Regions from separate parts of the Homo sapiens genome. Here region 1 is linked to region 2. The links are chromatin contacts, found by Hi-C or POLR2A ChIA-PET in ENCODE. All regions are on one chromosome and are shown on one strand. Each heading gives the region's core, a stretch centred on a gene start or an enhancer-like site at or near the end of the contact. The rest is flanking DNA. Distances are from core to core; before and after follow the strand shown.

Region 1 (2,700 bases), core at 180-2,679, 780 kb after region 2:
CAAACTGGCAGTGACAATAGAAGATGCTAAGTCTGAGGAAGGTAAGCACAGGGAACACGGGAGGTGGGGTGACTGTTCTGATTTGTCCAGGACTATCTTGATTTTAACACTAAAAGCCCACATTCCAGGAAGTCTTTCTGTCCCAAGCAAACAGACAGTTGGTCACCCTAGTGGGAAGAGTCAGAGGAGTGGCAGCACCTGAACTAATCTTGCCAAGTCAGAGAGGGCTTCTTGGCAGAAGGGATGGCCTACAAGGAAAGTAGGAATTAGCCAGGCAAGGATGTTGATGAATTGGAGGTGGAGTGGGTCTTAAGTAGAAAGAACCGCACATGCAAAAACCTAGAAGCAGGCAAGACCATGAGGAAGTGGGGAACCCTGGGGAGAGAAGGTGGAAGGCCTTTCTTTGCAGTGGACAGCCATTGCCCTCCAAATATGTTCCTCTTCTCCTTGATCTCTCCTCTGACTCATGTTGATTGAGAATGTAGATCGGCAAAACTGTGGGAGATGCTGTCTAGGCAACTCTCACATTAGAAGGGAGAAAAGAAGATGAATTTTTCCCAAGGTCCCTTTCAAGTCTTTGATTCTAAACCAAGAATACACCCCATCAGGCCATCCACAAGGGAGGTGTTCACTCTGTGTATAAGATAAATAGCCTACACCTTCCCTATGTATGTCAGCTGCCTTGAAGAGTGACACAAGTCATCACACAGTTGATTTGGCAGCAATGATATGTCCATCATAAATGCACCAGCATGGATGTGTTTGCTGGGCCACCACCAGCTGGCTGAGCCACCGTGGAGATGAAAGTTTAATTATTTTGTTTTTCTAAGTAAAAAAAAACCCTTTCCTGGTGAGGCATCACACCCTTTCCATTGCTCATGAAGACCTAGAGAACTAGCTGGAGTTCGTTTTTTCCCCATTATTCCCTAAATGTTGCTGTAAAGAATGCTCTCTGACGTGACTTGTTTCTGTATTTTACAGAGCCTATTCTGTTAATATGAACAGTATTAAGTCAAGAGGGTACCTGTTTTGCTTTTCAGCACTTCTTTCCCAATGTGAATCACTTTGGGAAAGGTGATTTCTAGATTGTTAATCCTTTAGGTATGTGTTTCATCCTCTAATATCAGGCTGGCATAGACACACTGGGAAAAAAATGAAAATAAAAACTTAATGTCTTTTCTATAGCCTGTCCCAGAGAAGAAAAGAACGCAGGGAGGAAGGAGTCTTGACATCACTTAATAAAGCTTTATGAGTAACTCCTTTACTACCCTAGATAACATTGCTAATGCATATTGCTCAATGAAAGAAAATGTCCCAGGCTATGCTTTACAACAGGCAGAAAACTTTGAGCTGTCTTGCCAATGCTTTATACTAAGTGCCAAATCCTTATTTCTTTCTTAGGCATTTATTGTAATAACATGAATCATGATGCATCACTCTGGTATTCGTGTGGCTGCTCAGTGTTAAGTCCCCAGGACCTCCATGGAGTTGACTTTATTTGGTTTTCCACTTCCGCTTCTGAGTGAGAGCCACATGAACTCAGACGTGAAGGCTCACAGGAGCTCAAGTGGGCGGACCTTTCTGTTGCTGTTTTGGTCTGCCTGTACTCAGCGGTTGTGGTATGTGCAGACCTGAACACTTGAGGGGACATTCAGCTGGAACTACCCCCATTTCCTGTAGTTTCCACTAAAACAAGAGACTTAGGATGATGTTCAGGATTGCTCAGACAGTTGCAAACCTCTGGGGCACTTGGAAGAAATGTGGCTATTAATAGAATTTTTGAGCATTGACGTATATGTTTTCTAACTTCCCATATATAATCCTGAGAGTGGGGCTGGATGTTAAACCCTGGAAGTAGGGAGTTTCCAGAAAACCATTCAGGATATCAGTGTCAGGTTTCTGACTTGATGAAGAGTTTGGATGAGTGGCTTCTAGATACAAAGGTTAATAGTGTCTGTTTCAAAGCCTAAATGGAATGCTGTGCTCATCTCCAACTTTGTGAATGTTCAACTGGCACGGTCAATTTATTCACTTTGAAAGTCTTAACCGTGCTGGTGAACCAGCAGGAGTGCTGTTAGGAATATTTAACATAAGCAAAAAGGAAAGGTAATGAACATTGAGAGCAATTGAAAGGACGATCCTGTGAAAAATATGTGACCTTACCTGAGTGTCTCAGCTGAGTATCAGTCCAGCAGAGCACCAATCACTTGCAGTGGCTGTGGCAAAGACACTGATGGCTTATTCATTGATTTGTACAATAAATATTGTGCCCTCACTACATGCCACTTACTCTGCTAGGCATTGGAGATACAATGCTGGACAAAACCAGACATGCTCCTGTCCTTCCAAACTTAACAATTTGATCTGAGAGACAGATATTAATCAAGTAGTCACATAAAAATACATAAAATGTCAACCTTGACAAGGAATTGGACAAGGTACTATGAAAGGCCTTGACCTAGTTGGGGATATAATGATTGGGCTGAGACTTAAAAGATGAGAAGTAATTAACTAGGATACCACAGGCAGGAAGAGTGCTTCAGGCAGAGGGAACAGCTCGCACATGTGAAGTTGAGTGATTCACCCAGTCATACAATTAATAACTAGTAGAGTCAGAGATGGGTGAAGAGCTCCAGGGGTCTCAGTTAGGAGTCTTACTAGCCCTATCTAATAGAACTTTTTGCAATAATGGAAATGTTC
Region 2 (2,700 bases), core at 55-2,554:
TAATTCTGCAATACACAAGCAAAATTTACTCTGGAAAAAAAATGAAGTCTTGTGACAACACCCATTAGATAGAAAATGAAACACTGACAGTCTCTAATGCAACAGTCAGGTGTTCAATCACACTAATTGAATTTTCTTGATTCTTGTGAGGCAACACACACCCTCAATAGTTCGACGGTCGGCCTACCAGATTAGTTCACTTCAGGCCTTTTTTTTTTTTTTTTTTTTTTTTTTTTTTTGGAGACGGAGTCTCGCTCTGTCGCCAGGCTGGAATGCAGTGGCGCGATCTCGGCTCACTGCAACTGCTGCCTCCCGGGTTCAAGCGATTCTCCTTCCTCAGCCTCCCAAGTAGCTGGGACTACAGCTGCGCGCCACCACGCCCAGCTAGAATTATTGTATTTCTAGTAGAGACGGGGTTTCACCATGTTGGCCAGGATGGTCTCGATCTCTTGACCTTCTGATCCGCCCGCCTCGGCCTCCCAAAGTGCTGGGATTACATGAGTGACACACCGCGCCCGGCCCAGGCTTATTTTTATTGACATCAGATACAGACATTGTATACAGGCACAAACGTGGAGGTGGTCTAGGTCCCTCATAAAGGGGACTGGACTTGTCTGTGATCCTCTAATCCAAAAGAAAAACAATCAGGCCTTGAGTGCTCTTAGACAGCACCTGATCCTCATTGGTTCAACCCATCCTCCACTGGTCTCCACATGTTTATCTTGAGATATTAACGTAAACTCCACAGCAGTACGGTCCAGACTAGAAGCTCTGTGTGCTGTACGCATGTGCCTCAATCCAGAAAGGAAAAGAGTATTGCAGTCCCTTACACCGGCATAAAGGGCCTCAGGTGGGAAAACCAAACCTACCCAAGGATAAGACAGCCAGTTCGGGGAGGAGGGTGGTGGGGACCGGGAAAGAGAGCAACAAACCGGGTAGTCAGCCCAAGAGATAGAGGGGCGGGGCAGAAACAGAAGAGTTACCATGCCGCCGAGCACTTCGTCCTGGTCGTCCGTGAGGAGCAGCACCACGTTGGGCCTCCGGGTTCCCGCAGCCACCCCGAAGACCCCCAGGCAGCCGCCCAGCACCAGCAGTAGCAGCGCTGGGCTGCAGGAGGGCAGGTGGCGGGGGCTGCCCCGCCGGAGCCGACCTGGGGCTAGAGGCAGGAGCCGCATAGCGGACAGGCTCCGGGGTGACCCCGGGACGGGACGGGACGGAGGGACGCACAGGTAGCTGAAGGGCGAGAGGCCGACCAGCCGAAGGAATAAAAAGCCGTGCCTTGAAGGCCGGTGGCTGGAGTCAGACGTTTTCTCCCTAGGCGCGATCACGTGAGCCAGGGACAGGGGGCGGAGCACGCTGCGCGGTCACGTGACGGCCGGCGTGGGCGGGGCTGCGGACTGGCGCAGCCTGGAGGGAGGCATCAGGCAGTGGCGGAAAAGGGGCGGAGAACCGGAGAAAAGGGCGGAGAACCGGAGAAAAGGGCGGAGAACCGGAGAAAAGGGCGGAGAACCGGGAAAAGGGCGGAGAACCGGGAAAAGGTCAAGACCTGTACGTACCTCTCGCGCAGGCTCGGGTTGCGTTCTGGTAGGACGTACGTGTTTCTGAGCGCTTGGTGGAAAGATTTAAATGGGGGGAAGAGAAGATGAAAAGCAGGAAAGAGTTGGCAAATACTAACCAACCGATAAAGGAAGAGAAAGGAGGACTGTACATAACAGAAATTATCATCAGCTGGTGAGGAAAGTGGACTCTACCATATTTAATCCCCAAGTCGACGGGCACTTATTCAAGGCCCGGATGTTTAATCGTTTTTAATTTTCTCTACAACTTGTGAGATAAATCTTAACATTCTCATTTGGCTCAGACATTAAATTCGGAACTGGTTAGCTCTCTTAACTCCAAAGCCTAATTATGTTCTTCTTTCCTCAGCAGACATCGTAGTTTCAAACAATTTAGGGATGTCCTGACAGCTTTATCCTAATGGTTATCCTAATGGTCCTTGGTGACTTTTTAAACACCCTCTTGGAACATGTTGGAGGATGTGCAGATCGAACAAAAATCTTGAAACGTGGTCATCCAACTGCATTATTAAGTAATCTTTAGCGGGGAATAGCCCTTGAAACTAGCTCCAGATATTTCTGTGGTCGCTCTGGAATAATTAGACTTTGCCCCTCTCCTCTCACCGCCCACCGTGGGCGCGGTGGCTCACGCTTGTAATCCCAGCACTTTGGGAGGCGGGTGGATCACCTGAGGTCAGGAGTTTTAGACCAGCCTGGCCAACGTGGGGAAACCCCGTCTCTACTAAAATACAAAAATTAGCTGGGCGTGGTGGCAGGCGCCTGTAATCCCAGCTACTCGGGAGGCTGAGGCATGAGAATCGCTTGAACCCGGGAGGCGGAGCTTGCAGTGAGCCACTGCACTCTGGCCTCAGGGACAGAGCGAGACTCTTGTCTCAAAACAAACAAACAAACAAAAAATCACAGAGATATTCCTGGCAAGGTGAACTGTCAAGTCACATCCCCAGACCGATATAACAAGGTATACCTCCTTGCTGGTAAAAGTATTTTCTCTGAGTTGAACTGTTTGCCAAGAAGAGTCTCTTAAAACTCGTGAAAACTATTCCAGAACTTAAAGTATTAAAAAAAAAAACTCGTGAAAACACTATACTATAAGGTAAAAATAATGATGGAAACACGTTGAAAC

What was found. Hi-C counts contacts between places; a loop is a spot of excess contacts on that map. ChIA-PET counts read pairs that join two places held with the same protein, here RNA polymerase II (POLR2A).
Region 1: a map of ascending aorta shows a loop between it and region 2 (3-fold over the local background). The contact joins the enhancer-like site here to the promoter of GNS in region 2. A Hi-C loop is called at or near these places in 1 of 168 maps with a recorded cell type or tissue (ascending aorta). POLR2A ChIA-PET finds 5 or more read pairs at or near these places in 1 of 52 experiments (AG04450).

Annotation. Positions count from the first base shown.
Region 1 is chr12:65,535,667-65,538,366 of GRCh38, forward strand. All of the region lies in intron 2 of MSRB3-AS1 (MSRB3 antisense RNA 1), which reads right to left. Among named protein-coding and RNA genes, the nearest start is that of LINC02454, 66 kb to the right of the region's middle. RefSeq lists an enhancer at 615-1,814. Within about 2 kb of position 1,430, at least 9 of the 41 ENCODE cell types and tissues checked have a DNase peak (open chromatin) inside an H3K27ac peak, as active enhancers do; they include ascending aorta, where a contact is called at or near this core.
Region 2 is chr12:64,758,102-64,760,801 of GRCh38, forward strand. GNS (glucosamine (N-acetyl)-6-sulfatase) reads right to left here and starts at 1,305. Exons shown (of 14, transcript NM_002076.4): 1 at 984-1,305. The coding sequence starts at 1,175. It also overlaps a transcript of TBC1D30 not described here. RefSeq lists an enhancer at 1-731.